3 separate regions of the Homo sapiens genome follow, and all the other regions are linked to region 2. A link is a contact called in ENCODE Hi-C or POLR2A ChIA-PET data. All regions are on one chromosome and are shown on one strand. The core of a region is the stretch at or near the end of the contact, and the rest is flanking DNA. Distances in the headings are between cores, read along the strand shown. Region 1 holds the start of SMIM14-DT (SMIM14 divergent transcript). Region 2 overlaps RBM47 (RNA binding motif protein 47). Region 3 holds the start of UBE2K (ubiquitin conjugating enzyme E2 K).

Evidence for each region. Hi-C counts contacts between places; a loop is a spot of excess contacts on that map. ChIA-PET counts read pairs that join two places held with the same protein, here RNA polymerase II (POLR2A). Pooled maps may share reads with other maps.
Region 1: a loop to region 2 is called in a pooled map, with 3 times the contacts of the local background. The contact joins the promoter of SMIM14-DT here to the enhancer-like site in region 2. A Hi-C loop is called at or near these places in 4 of 37 single-sample maps with no recorded cell type and 4 of 50 pooled maps. POLR2A ChIA-PET finds 5 or more read pairs at or near these places in 4 of 52 experiments (CD4-positive, alpha-beta T cell, PC-9, activated B cell and 1 more).
Region 3: a loop to region 2 is called in a pooled map, with 3 times the contacts of the local background. The contact joins the promoter of UBE2K here to the enhancer-like site in region 2. A Hi-C loop is called at or near these places in 1 of 37 single-sample maps with no recorded cell type and 1 of 50 pooled maps. POLR2A ChIA-PET finds 5 or more read pairs at or near these places in 3 of 52 experiments (A549, H1 and OCI-LY7).

Annotation. Positions count from the first base shown.
Region 1 is chr4:39,635,556-39,640,443 of GRCh38, reverse strand. It overlaps SMIM14-DT (SMIM14 divergent transcript), which reads right to left and starts at 1,304. Exons shown (of 6, transcript NR_183845.1): 1 at 1,150-1,304. It overlaps SMIM14 (small integral membrane protein 14), which reads left to right and starts at 1,579. Exons shown (of 5, transcript NM_174921.3): 1 at 1,579-1,705. RefSeq lists an enhancer at 920-1,637.
Region 2 is chr4:40,574,423-40,578,833 of GRCh38, reverse strand. The region is part of intron 1 of RBM47 (RNA binding motif protein 47); the gene reads left to right. Among named protein-coding and RNA genes, the nearest start is that of RBM47, 53 kb to the left of the region's middle. RefSeq lists enhancers at 1,306-1,505, 1,526-1,695. Within about 2 kb of position 1,658, at least 33 of the 41 ENCODE cell types and tissues checked have a DNase peak (open chromatin) inside an H3K27ac peak, as active enhancers do; they include OCI-LY7 and PC-9, where a contact is called at or near this core.
Region 3 is chr4:39,694,918-39,699,564 of GRCh38, reverse strand. UBE2K (ubiquitin conjugating enzyme E2 K) reads right to left here and starts at 1,429. Exons shown (of 7, transcript NM_005339.5): 1 at 1,175-1,429. The coding sequence starts at 1,237. RefSeq lists a silencer at 1,446-1,735 and an enhancer at 1,816-1,875.

The DNA of each region.
Region 1 (4,888 bases), core at 55-2,554, 940 kb after region 2:
AGTTCAAGGTTGCAGATTAAGGGCCAAAATCTTTATTCTTTGTATCTACTTTGCAATTAGTTAACTGGGAAACACTTCAAGTTTTACCAGAAACCTTTAATTTTCTAGAAACCTTTACCTGTGTTCAATATCCACTTTAATTAAAAAGCTCTTGTAAATGATACTTATTTGGGGAAGGTGATTCAGCTTGTCGAGGGGTAATTAACCAAATTGCTGAGGTGGAAGTCTGGGTAAGTGAAAAGGTCATCAAATCTGAGTAAGAAAGCTTGCAGCTTTCACCTCTCCGTCAAGACTGGCAGAGAGGCACTTTCGTAAAATCTTTGTTTGGGATTCACTTTTACTTCGCCACTTGTCCCATTTTAATTAAAGCTTGCCAACTGAAGGACCTAAGAAAACAATATAGTTCTGCATTTTGCCAAATTGGGAAATTTCCAGGGCCCCCAAAATTTAGCGGGGAGACTCAGAGACTAGAATGGGAGAATAGGAAGCACCAACTTGCTCTAAAAGGAAGATTGGGTAAAAGCAGCACTCTTATTCCAGCTCTACAACCAAAGCAACTAAGACTTGGGCTGGCTGGCTGCCTAGCCACAGCATTCCCTCCTACTTCCCCATTATCTCCTGACCAGCAAGTCATCTTTGGTCACATATCTTTAATTATTTAGTTTGAGACAAAGTCTCACTATCACCCAGGCTGGAGTGCAGTGGCGCGATCTCGGCTCACTGCAACCTCCGCCTCCCGGGTTCAAGCGATTCTTCCACCTCAGCCTCCCGAGTAGCTGGGACTACAAGCGGGCACCACCATGCCCGGCTAATTTTTGTGTTTTTAGTGGAGATGGGGTTTCACCATGTCGGCCAGGCTGGTCTCGGACTCCTGACCTCAAGTGATCCGCCCACCTCTGCCTCCTGAAGTGCTGGGATTACAGGCATGAGTCACCAAGCCCGACTACATATTCCTTTTATTAATATTCCTGTTGAACTTAATTTTGGTCGTTTCCGGTGCAAAAATGTTAAGGTAAAGGGAATCAATAACAGCCACATTTGATGTATTTTTGTAATCCCCATCTCCAATTTCCATCCGGGCCTGAGTAACCAAAAACACTTTACAGGGGTAGACTGTCTCAACAGACATCAATTTGTAACCGCGTCTACCTCTACCACGGTATTCTAAAGACTCCGTCGAGGAAAACCTTTAGCTCGGGCAACGGGAGACACATTACAGAACACTGTCCGCCGCCGAAGAAACAGACGATACGCGGGAGAGTTGAACAGACACCCGGCCTCGCCCCGATTGCTTCACAGTCCTCAGCCACGCCCCTCCCAACCGGAACTACATCCCCCGCACTCCGCGCCCCCACGCACAGCGTGTCGTAGGCGTCCGAAGCCGCAGGCTCCCGCCCGGCTTCCCGGGACGCACAGGGCAGGCGCTGGGCATGCGCATGCTCGGCAGGCGGGGCAGCTGGAGTCTCCAGGCGCTGCAATCTGTTGCGCCGCCGCCCGCGGGAGCCGGCAGATCCGGGTCTTGTGGCTAAGAGTGACGTGGTCACTCGAATCAAAACAGAGGAGGGGGAGGAAGCCGGCGGCCAGAAACGGCAGTGGCAGCAGCGTCCGGAGCAGCCGCAGCCTTCTGGAAGCTCCAGGCGGTCTTTCTGCCGAGCCTCGGTCCCGGCCCCCATCCTCCCCGCCCCATCGGTTGTTGTCTGGGCGGGTGAGTGTCTCCCCCTCTCCCACCAGCGTTTGCTGGCTCACCCTCCCCTCGCCCCAGTTTTTCCTGGGGGCTCCTCAGGCTCTCGGGGACTGCGGCGGCTGCGGCAGAACAGGGCTGTTTCTCGGGCTTGGCGTTTCCTCGGCCGGGCTGGCGATTCTGCACCGGGAGAAGCTCCGCTGCTGCCGAGCCCGCGTCCCCCGCGAAGAGCCTGCAATTGGGTATTCTCTGCAGGATGTCAGAGTCGGGGCTTTGCAGGCAAGGGCAAGGTAGCCACGGGTGGTTTTATTTTTAGGATCAGATTGTCGACGGGTGGAGGCGTATCATGGAGTAAAAAGAGAGTCGTAGCTGGAAGGAAAAACTCACAAATCCTGAAATCCACACTATCTTGTTTACCGTCTCCCTCAGCCCTTTCTGGGTACGGTGAAGTCACTAGGATGCGTCCTTTGTTGTGATAAGTGAGACGAGAAAGCTGACACCCTGAAAGCGAGAGCTTTTTAGCTCCTATTGTGTCGCGAATTTAAAGGATCCCCTTTTTCTGTTTGCTCAGTAAGTGGAACCAAGGCTGACAGTAAAGAGGTAGCAGCACCCTTTATTGGAACTAATAGTGTGTGATAAACTGGTTACCGGCTCTACCCGAAGTCCCGTGTTGCTGTTTAAAGGCAGACTTCACCAAAGTGGCTGTTTATATGTGCCAGGATTTTAGCCGAGATGGTTTGCTAGCTGTAGAGAGTCGGTAGGATGTTTTCAGTTGCCCCAGTTGGCAAAACCGAGGCTGTGGCCTTAATAGAATGTGTTACTTTTGCATCGAGAGAGTCGGATGAGCTTCACACACGTAATAGCTACATTTGCAGAAGAGACCTTCCAGTTTGTGTGTGTTATTGTCAGAAACAGCAGCTGTACATATTATAACTTGGAAAGCGTAAGACCTTCCAGGTGTTGGAGTGTTGGGACGCTTAGGAGGCATTCTTGCTGCCCAGCGCTGTGGAGGTTGCAGGAGGCTTTGCATTCCCTTCCACTTAGGGTGGCTGGCCGCGCAGATTCCTTTAGTGTAGCCTGCTCCGAACTTGCCGCTCTCCGCGGCCGTCGACAGCACTGCGACCAGAAAACCAAACCTTTTTGTCCTAACTTTTTTTTTTTTTCCAACGTGGTGTTTAAGAACACCGCTTCACCCCCGAGAACTCATTAATTGAGGTGTTTCAGTGGTTAACAGCAAGAAAGAACAACAGTACGTGATAGTTAATTGCTCCTTATCAAACCCAGGAAGAGTTATGAGTTTAGATTATTTCCTTGAAGGGTATGTCCTTGTGGTATAACATGAACCCCTTAACGAATCTTTTCTCCAGTGTTTGCCGTTGAGATATTTTTTCTTACTACTGTAGTTGGAATCCTTCTGATTTAGAAGAAGGAAAGATTTCTTGAAGTTCTTTTTCAGCTTTTTACCTTTTATGCTAGCCTATAACTAATATTTTTGGTTATACGAAATACTTTGTGTAATAGAGAAGATGTTGATAAAAGCAGATAGGAAAAAAAAATCAATAATCCTGCCACCCAAAGATCACCAAAATGTTAGTTTATACCCTTCTAAACTACTTTTTTGCATTTATATATTTTATACAAATATGGTATCATACCACATATGCTTTTCAGTACATAACCTGCTTTTTCACATTCTAGTACTTCTTTTTTGAGTAATAATTTAAATTTTTCAGACATGGACTTTGGACCTTAAATTTTAGAGCGTATTCACTACACAGTAGTGCCCCCTTATCCGTGGTTTCACTTTCAGGGGTTTCCCGAGTTTCAGTTTCTGTGGTCAACCGCAGTTTGAAAATACAATCATATTTTCAGAGACCACATTCACATAACTTTTATTATAGTATATTGTTATAACTGTTCTATTATTAACTATTGTCAGTCTCTTACTGTGCCTAATTTATAAATTGAATTTTATCGTAGGTGTGTATAGGAAAAAAACAGTCCATATATAGGGTTCTGTACTATATGGGCTTTAGGCATCCACTGGGGGGGGGTTGTTTTATAATTTTTTAATTTTAAAATTTAATAGAGACGAGATCTCACTGTGTTGTCCAGGCTGGTCTCAAACTCCTAAGCTCAAGTGATCTTCTGGCCTCAGCCTCCCAAAATGCTAGGATTACAGGGATGCTGAGACACCAGGTCCAGCCCACTGGAGTTTCTTTGAATGTATCCCTTGTGGATAATGGGGGACTTCTATGTTTGGCAAACCATAATTATTAAAAGCATGGTTTTAAAAGATTTCCTCACAAATCTCTATGATAATGTAACATTTAAGAAATTAATATGCATTGTGTGGCAAAGTAAGACCTCACTTGTTTGGCTCTTGGGAAAGAAAGCACAGCCTGAGGATAATATGAAAGTTTAAGTAGTTTTTGCTACTCAGTGGTTTGATTCGGGTAAAGATTTAGTTCTGTTCCATAGTTATACTCTATTCCAAATGCTGATCAGATGTTCAGGCCCCAGGCAGTAAGGTCCTGGAAGATTTTAACTTTACACGTCACACTTTTTTTTTTTTTTTTTTTTTTTTTTGGGAGATGGAGTCTTGCTCTATTGTACAGGCTGGAGTGCAGTGGTGGATCTCAGCTCACTGCAACCTCTGCCTCCCGGGTTCAAGTGATTCTCCAGCCTTAGCCTCCTGAGTAGCTGGGATTACAGGTGCACACCATCACGCCCGACTAATTTTTGTATTTTTAGTAGAGACGGGGTTTCACCATGTTGGCCAGGCTGGTGTCAAACTCCTGACCTCAAGTGATCTGCCCACCTTGGCCGCCCACGGTGCTGGGATTACATGCGTGAGCCACTTCACCTGGCCCACATCACACTTAATATGCATTGAGTCTTGGTGTGTGCCCATTTAGTCCAGTGCTTTACCAGTTGGCACCAAAAGAGCCTGCTATGGAAGGAAACGTCCTCTTCATCTCAACTTCAGAGGATAAGTACATGCCATGAACTATCCTAAATCTGCTAATAACCTATTTTGAGTTTGAGCCTCATAAACTTACCTAAAATCTTTAAATCTCTATTTTCATTTTGCATCTCTTGGATGATTAGTCCTAGATGTTTACTACTTATTACATAATCTAGTTTCTTTTTCTTTGATTTGGCTTATAGTATTCAATATGTATTCTAAATTTGTCCACTTCTTCC
Region 2 (4,411 bases), core at 409-2,908:
CTATCACATTTTGAGCACCTACTGTGTGTAGCATTGTGCCAAGCACTTTGTGTGCGTTACCCCTTAGCCCTTACAGCAGGCCCTGCTACACAGCACCATTTACAGATGAGGAACTGAGGCAGTGAGAAGTCATATCTCTTGTCCTAGGTAACATAATAACTCTAGAAGTTAAGGTAGAAGAGAAAATGATAGAAAAGGCCATAAGCAAAGCTTTCAGATGGAAGAACAATGAAATCTAAGTGGTGGGCATGTAGAAAGAAAAAGCTAAGAACACTGAAAATGAATGGAAGTAGAAAATGGAGGCAGAGGGAGGCCATTTATTCTACAATTGTCTATAAGTGTCAGGAGGAAAATCCTATGTGTCAAAAGACAAAATTGCAACAAATTTAGTTTAAAGTTCTCAATTGCTTTTATTTGAGTTTCTAGAATCGGGCAACACTTCCTTCCATATTATAGGAAAAGGGTTCCAGTCAGCCGAGCAGAAGAGCTTGGCTTTATAAAGTAGAAGGAAAGAACTTAAAGTATATTAATTGTTTCAAAGATACTTTTTTTGTAAGGAATGGGACAACAGGAGACAGAACAACAGAAAAATAACATCAGATTACTTTAAGGATTAAAGCAGGGAGTTTCATTATGCCAATTAAAGATTTGAAACTGGCCCATTTAAGAAATTTGGTGTTATTTCTTCGTCCTGATTACTGAGAAGGTCAGACAACAACTTAGTTTCTGTTTTGTGATGTGGAACTTTAGCCTGGGTGACTCCATTTTGATTTTCAGTCTGGTCTATTGGGCCCTAGTTGCAGAAGTTTAGTCCAAAACAGTGACCTCCTATAATTCTTTTTTTCTTTTTTTAAGAGAAGAGGTCTTGCTGTGTTGTCTAGGCTGGCCTTGACCTCCTAGGCTCAAGCCATCTTCCCATCTCAGCCCCCTGAGTAGCTGGGACTACACGCACGCACCACCGCTCCTAGCTTCCTGTAATTTTTATTGGACAGTTTGTTGGTTTCTTCACCAGGGAGTAACACAATGGTACCACATTTATCTAATCTTGAGATATGTGCTGAAGTAGGAAAAAACTCCAGAGTTTTAAACGGTCTGTGATAAGGCAGAGATTTGGGGCTTTGGGTTTCTGGTTTGTTGCATTCCTGTTTCTTTGTGACTATCAGCTTATCCCAGACTTTTTTTTTTTTTAAGTATGAGATACCATAAGGGAGGATCAGGAAAGGGAAAACAGGATTTTTAAAAAAATTGGAACAGGGAATAAATAGCAGAGAGGAACATCCTTTTTTTTTTTTTTAAACAGAATCTAACCAGGTACCCATTATACGATCTGCATTTGTCTGGACTGTCACTTGAGCTGTTCTCTGAGCTGTCTTCATGTAACTATTAACTCCCTGATCTTTCTGAGGCTGCCTGTGTGAGGTGGCAGCCTTGTTTAGTCGGCAAACAAGCTGTTGCTGAGGACTCTTGACAACATGAGCAGGCATTTCCCAGTTTGAGGAAGTCCCTGTGGCCTGTGTTAGATTCGGCCACCAGCATGCACAGAGCTGAAGCGTGGGTGCAGGCATTGGCTAGATGGGGTTCAGCCCCTTTCCCAGAACTGAAACTGGTCCCAATCCATCTCTTGGCTCAGCACTCCAGGAAGGCTATTTGAGGAAGCAAACCTATAAGGAACTAAGAACAGTCATGTGTTCATGATTGACTCACTCAGGGTTTCCTCTTTAGCACGTGACCCTCAGGCCACCCATTCCTTGGAGTGGGCTGAAAGTTAATGATTCGTTACTGCCAGGGACGCTTTATTTGAGCAACTCCTTTTTTTCTCCTGGCTTGAGTCACAGGTAGCATTCAGCATGGACTTTGGAGCCAGCCTGTCTGAATCTAATCACTCAGCTCCACCAGCTCTGTGACCCTGGGAAAGTTATTTAATGTCATCCTATCTCAGTTTCTTCATCTATAAAATGGGTATCATCATCATCATCATCAGGATTTCTGTGAATATTATATGAGATAACACATGCAAAGTGTTTACAACAGTGCCTGCCACACGGGAATTTAAAGTATCTAGAAAGTGAAACAACCCTCAGTTGCTAACTTCAAAAATAGAAATGAGCTGAGCTTGCACCTGTAATCCCAGCACCCTGAGGGGCTCAGGCAAGAGGATCACTTGAGGCCAGAAGTTTGAGGCTGCAGTGAGCCATCCATGATCATGCCACTGCACTCCAGCCTGGGCGATAGAGTGAGACCCTGTCTCTTTTAAAAAAGAAAAATGACAAATGATTTCTCATTGTGATGTTAGTATGTTACGTTTGTCTGATATTTTACAGTTTCCAAAATGCTTTCATATATGTTATGTAAGTTGATCACAGGGGCTAGGTAGTAGTTAGAAAGTTTCACCTTTGTAAGAAATAGGCTTGGAGGCCAGGCATGGTGGCTGTTGCTATGTTGCTCAGGCTAGGAGTTCAAGACCAGCCTGGGCGACATAGCAAGACCCCATCTCTACAAAAAAATTTTTTTAAAAAATTGATCAGGCATAAATATGATTGTGGGTGACAGGGGGAGACCCTGTCTCCGCCCCCCCCCAAAAAAAAAAAAAAAACAGAAAAGAGAAAGAAAAAAAGAAATAGGCTGAAGAAAGGGCATAATCTGGGAAAGATAAGGGAAAGCATGTAAGGGATCCTTTCTCAAGGAATGCATTCCATTGCCTGGGGCACTGCCCCAGGAGGAGGTGAGGAAAGATGCCTCTTAGCAAGCTATGTGAGCCTGCAGGGAAGGAACACTTCCCCAGTGTCCGATCCAAAGGAGAACCCTGCCTTGGGTGGCGACAGAACCAGATGAGCTATTAACAATGCCCTCCTGGCCACCAGCACTGGCAGGCCCCCATTTCTTCTGGGCTTCCTCTGGATCAGAGAGCACCTCTGAGATCAGACCCTTTCTCTCCCTGCTGGAGCCAGGCCTCAGGAGCTTGGTAATGTGTGAGAACAAGCACAGAGGAAACCATGAAGGAATCTGAGGTTTCTCTTCAAAAGAGAGAAAATTCCAGATGACCAAATATCACTGTACTCTTGGCGGACAGAATGGCTTCATTTGTCCTTTCAGTGCTAAAACCAGGACAGTCCTGGGCAAACTGGCATGGGTTGGTCACTCAGACACACAGTAGCCCTTATCAAAGTGGTCCAACGGGGATTAAGGACAAAACCATTAAGTATTCAAATTTTAAGTATTCAGTTAACTTGGGGAGACTTCTTTATAGGTAGCTATTCCTTGGTAGTTTTTTTTTTTTTTTTGAGATGGAGTTTCGCTCTTGTTGCCCAGGCTGGAGTGCAGTGGCACGATCTCGACTCACCGCAACCGCTGCCTCCCAGGTTCAAGCGACTTTCCTGCCTCAGCCTCCTGAGTAGCTGGGATTAAAGGGGCCCGCCACCACTCCTGGCTAATTTTGTATTTTTAAGTAGAGACCGGGTTTCTCCATGTTGATCAGGCTGGTCTCGAACTCCTGACCTCAGGTGATCCGCCTGAATCAGCCAAAAAGCTGGGATTATAGGTGTGAGCCACCACGCCCAGCTTCCTTGGTATTTCTTTATAGGTAGCTGTATTAATAACATTCCCTTTGTGAATTACAGTGTCTGTTCAGTGTTTCTGTAGGGCCAGTATTCTTCAATGTAGGGTTTCTCAATCTTGGCACAGTTGATATTTTGGATTGTTTTAAGGGGTTTTCCTGTGCATTATAGGATGTTTAGCAGTATGCCTGTGCTTATTAGAAGCCAGTAGCACCCACCACCAAAAATGTCTTCATGCGTTGCCAGATAACTTCTTGGGGACCCAAATGGTTCCCAATTGAAAACTATTGCCTTGAGGGGTCTATGGCAGCTCCCATGTTTTAGGGGAATTGACCCAAACTGATTATCTTCGTAACCTATCTGATGTTCTCTTCATTTTTTGTTCTTTTCCTCCAGTTTTGCCAATTCTGATGCTTTTTCTTTCTTCTTTGATACAGAGTCTCACTCTGTTGCCCAGGCTAGAGTGCAGTTGTGTGATCTTGGCTCAATGCAACCTCTGCCTCCGGGGTTCAAGTGATTCTTCTGCCTCAGCCTCCCGAGTAGCTGAGATTACAGGCATATGCCACCACACCTGGCTAATTTCTGTATTTTTAGTAGAGATGGGATTTCACCACGTTGGCCAGGCTGGTTTTGAACTCCTGATCTCAGGTGATCTGCCCACCTCAGCTTCCCAAAGTGCTGGGATTACAGGCGTGAGCCACCACACCCAGCCCATTTCCAATACTTTGATAGCTTCCTTGACTTTTTCATCTTCCCTGTCATCTATAATCTTGTGATTACCTATGAGATTCTAAAACATACCTACAGAATACAGGTTTGTCTAACGTTCTGAAAAGAGTCATTCTGTTGAATTATTT
Region 3 (4,647 bases), core at 180-2,679, 880 kb after region 2:
CATTCTTGTTGATCTTGGTATGAGAAACTGTACTAATACTTGCATAATTTTGAGTCAAATTACTAGAGCACTGTGAATATCTTACATAAATAAACGTAGTACAAATGTATCTAAATTCTGCAGGACTTAAGAGCAACGGGAGGCAACTTTTTTGAAAATCTGTTAAGTCGTGATAAATCTCAATAAGGAGATGAAACAATGTATTAATCTGGTGAAATTTCACATTTTTAATAGGTCTGCTTTTCAAAAGTAAGAATCAAGTTAACTATGAGGGACATCATAATGAAGTTTCGTGGCACAACACGAGTCACAGAGGCACTGTCTTAAGACAGTCTCTCTGATCTGTAACTTGTAAACAATATTTTGAAATAAGCTACTCATACATTCCATTATTTGTTTCCTAACTAAAAATATTTACATGTCTTTAATACACCAAACACCTTGCCTTTGCCCACTCAAAAGATTGAGATGTCAATAAAGATGAGGCCTAGGAATTTGGGGGTTAAGTGGAAAAGAGATAATTATCTTATTTGGAATTAACTTGCTAACTCAGGTGAAAATTCCCTTACCCCTGCCACCAAATAAGACAGTATTCTATTATGTCTCCCTTTGACTCCTAACACCCAACTAAGAAGGACTAACTCTGAATGTCCTTCCTTTTTAATCAATACCTAAGGACTCACTGCTCCTTCCCCAAGAAAAGAACAGTGAAGGCCTGACAGGCAATAACCCCGAATACCCTCAAAAGTGTGGGCCTTCGAGCAGCACTGCTCTTGGGATCCAGTTACCACCTTTCCCCTTCCCCCAACCCACTTCCCGGGTTTTCTCAGGCTCGGCCTGCTCCCTCCCCACCCCACAGCCACATTTCCAGCTGCGGCCACCGCCTCGGGTTCTCTTGTGAGCTTCCATCCCTCCGAGGAGTTGCCCCCTGTCCATCACCTCCCCAAACCATGTTCCACCCCAGACCACCCGCCCGCGAGACCGTCCATCCTAGCGCTCTGGGAGGGGAGGGGAAGGCGGCGGAAGGAGGAGGGGAACACTGCTGCTTCCTCACAGGCAGAAGGGCGGCCGCAAGGAGGACCACCCAGGGACTACCGGGGATATCGGGGTCGCAGCTGGGAGGACCCTCCCGCCCCAGGCAGAGGTGGGGGATATCCGGGAGTTCATTTCTGACCTCCTCGCTCTTCAGCACCTCCTTGAACTCCCGCTTGATTCGCTGCACCGCGATGTTGGCCATGTCTCCGCCCGCAGCTGATTCGTACCCGCCTCCTCCGCCACCGCTACGACCACCGCCACCGCCGCCACCTCTTCCTCCACCGCCTCCTCCCTCGGCGATTCAGACCTGAGCACACGAACACTGCCACTACCACCCCGGCCGCCGCGCTCGCCTCAGTGTGGAATCACCTCCGCGCCCGGCCACCAAAATGGCGCCGGGTCGGCGCATGCGCACGACGTTGACCCGGCCGGGCGGCGCAGCCGCTCCCGTTGGAGCCCCCATACGCCCGAGCCACGAGCTCGCGTCTCGGCTGGGGCTGCGGCCGCGTGGCTCCGCCCTGCCGGCGTCTGGGGCCGCGAGGGTGCGGCTTCCAAGCTGGCCGGCCCTAGCCGGCCCCCCCGGCCCTTCCCGGCGCCTCCGCTCCTGTTTAAACCCGGGTGCTGTGGTCTGGGCTTCCAGCGCTGGCCTCTGACCGAAGGTTCGGGCGCAACCGAACGGGTTTCCGACGCCGCACTCGGCTGGAACGCCGCCCTGACTCAGCTAGACCCGGAACCCGGAGGCTGAACGCCGTGTCTAGCGCAGGAAAACGCTCTCCCGGATCTCGGTCCGGCCCATTTTCAGTTGGTGTAGCCCCAGAAAATCTACTGCAGTCGTTTTTGTTCTGCAACATTTATAGTACCACGATTATTCCCATCATCTCAGGTAGCACAGATTATTGAATTAAGGCTGGTTATTGTTGGATCAGATTGGGTTTGAGACAGGTACTCGGTGGAGAGGCCTGAGGGTGGGTTTAGAAGCCAGATGTTGCTCTTTGACCTATTTAATACCGAGCTTGACACACACACACAATCTCTCTCTCTCTCTCTCTCTCTCTCTCACACACACACACACACACACACACACACACTCCTATGCCCATCCCTAGAGTGTAGGGTGGGCCTAAGACTGCGCTTCTAACAAGTCTCCCAGTTGCTGCTGCTGTTGGTGCTGGTTCCGGGACCACATTATGAGAACCACTGAACTGAATGAAGCATGTGAAAATTCACATATATTAAAGTGAAAATTGGAGAAATGGAAACAATTACAGTACCCTTCAGGGGACTCGGGGTGGGGGAGGGGGAGCCTTATTTCTGTAAACCTAGGCCTCAAAGGTGCCTGGTGATAGTAGGCACTCAATAAATATTGAATGAGTAAATGAGTACAGATAAGACTAAAACGTTTTTGCTGGCGCGGCGGATCGCTTGAGGTCAGGAGTCCGAGACCAGTCTGGCCAACATGGTGAAACCCCATCTCTACTAAAAATACAAAAATCAGCCAGGTGTGGTGGCAGGCACCTGTAATCCCAGCTATTCTGGAGGCTGAGGCAGGAACATCGCTTGAACCTGGGGGTCGGAGGTTGCAGTGAGCGAGATCGCGCCACTGCACTCCAGCCTGGGCCACAGTGCAAGATTCTGTCTCAAACAAAACAAAACAAAACAAAAAGTATAAAATATTTTAAGTGGAAAGTAAGTTTGAAAGTGGTTTCTGGGCCAGGTGCGGTGGCTCACGCCTGTAATCCCAGCACTTTGGGAGGCGGAGGCGGGCGGATCACGAGGTCAGGAGATCAAGACCATCCTGGCTAACACGGTGAAACCCCGTCTCTACTAAAAAAATATAAAAAAAATAGCTGGGCGTGGTGGCGGGCGCCTGTAGTCCCAGCTACTCGGGAGGCTGAGGCAGGAGAATGGCGTGAACCCGGGAGGCGGAGCTTGCAGCGAGCGAGATTGCGCCACTGCACTCCAGTCTGGGCAACGGAGCGAGACTCCGTCTCAAAAAAAAACAAAAAACAAACAAACAAAAGAAAGTGGTTTCTGGTCGGGCGCGGTGGCTCACGCCTGTAATCCCAGCACTTTGGAAGGCCGAGGGGGAGCAGATCACTTGAGCCCAGGAGTTTGAGACCAACCTGGGCCCTATGGTGAAATCCTGTCTCTAAAGATAATAATTTTTAAAAAAGAAAGTGGTTTCTAAGGTGCATAGTAATAATGGTTTGGTACTGAGAAGCATTTTGAATAGAACATTTTGGAATAAGTAATAAGGGTGTCATTTCAGAAGTTTATACTTCATGCACTTTCTTCACCTAGCCAATCAGTAAAATATCTATTATAAAAATATCACAAATACATGGTTTTACCAAAAGTAATTAAAATTGTGGTGGCAAACATGGAAATAGCCAATGGAGGCGAATCAGTGGGGGCACAAGGCAAAAGAGAATTTCTTAAACTCCCGCCCCAGGAACCAAGAGGAGATTTTAAAATTCCAGTTCTCTCCCATGGCAGTTCTCTTGCCAGCTTTTATTTCCTCATCTACGAAACGAGAAAACTGGATTAGATTATCTCTCTCAAGTTTTAAGAGTTCAGAATTCGAAAATATCATCTCAAAACATTTCCCCTAAGTGGGCTGACATAAATTATATAAACCCTTCTAGCAGAGCCCCCTAGTGGTCCTAAGAGGACTCAACCATATACGTAGGTCATGGTACAAGGAATTATTGGTGTAATGTAAATCACGCAATGCTATATGTATTTGTGCCAGTAGACTTAAAAAAATTATTTTGAAGAGTGCAAAAACTTTTTGAGCACTTTACATTATCACTGTCCAATCCTAATCTTGGAATGTGAAGAAACTTGGAATACTCAAAGGGGGACCAGTTAGAAGGGTCCAGGCCGGGCGCCCTGATTTATGTCTGTAATCCCAGCACTTTGGGAGGCCGAGGCGGGCGGATCGCTTGAGCTCAGGAATTCGAGACCAGCCTGGGCAACATGGTGAGACCCCCGACTCTACTAAAATACAAAAACTTAGCTGGGTGTGGTGGCGTGCGCTGTAGTCCCAACTACTTGGGAGGTTGAGGCAGGAGAATCGCTTGAACCCAGGAGGCGGAGGTTGCAGTGAGCGGAGATCACACCACTGCACTCCAGCCTGGGTGACAGAGGGTGACTCTGTCTCAAGAGAAAAACCACAAAAAGACAATTCCCCCTCTCCAAAAAAAGGTCTGGTAATTTCTTTCTTTTTTTTTTTTTTTTTTTTTTTTGTCTTTTTTCCCCCCTTTCTGTGGAGAACGGGGTCTCGCTATACTGCCCAGGCAGGTCTCAAACTCCTGGGCTCAAGGTATCCTCGCGCCTCTGCCTCCCTGAGAGCTGGGATTAAAGGTGTGAGCCACTGCACCGGACAAGGGTCTGGTAATTTCTTCAAGGGAGAGGGTTTGGTAATCTTTAAATGCACATAATCACTGCTCCTGCAATTTCACTTCTAGGAATTCATTCTGTAGTCCTTCTAATGAGACAACTGCATATTAACTGATATGAAACAATCTCCAGGATATATTTTAAGTGAATAAGAAGCGCCATGCGAGGCCAGTCACGGTGGCTCACACCTGTAATCCCAGCACTTTGGGA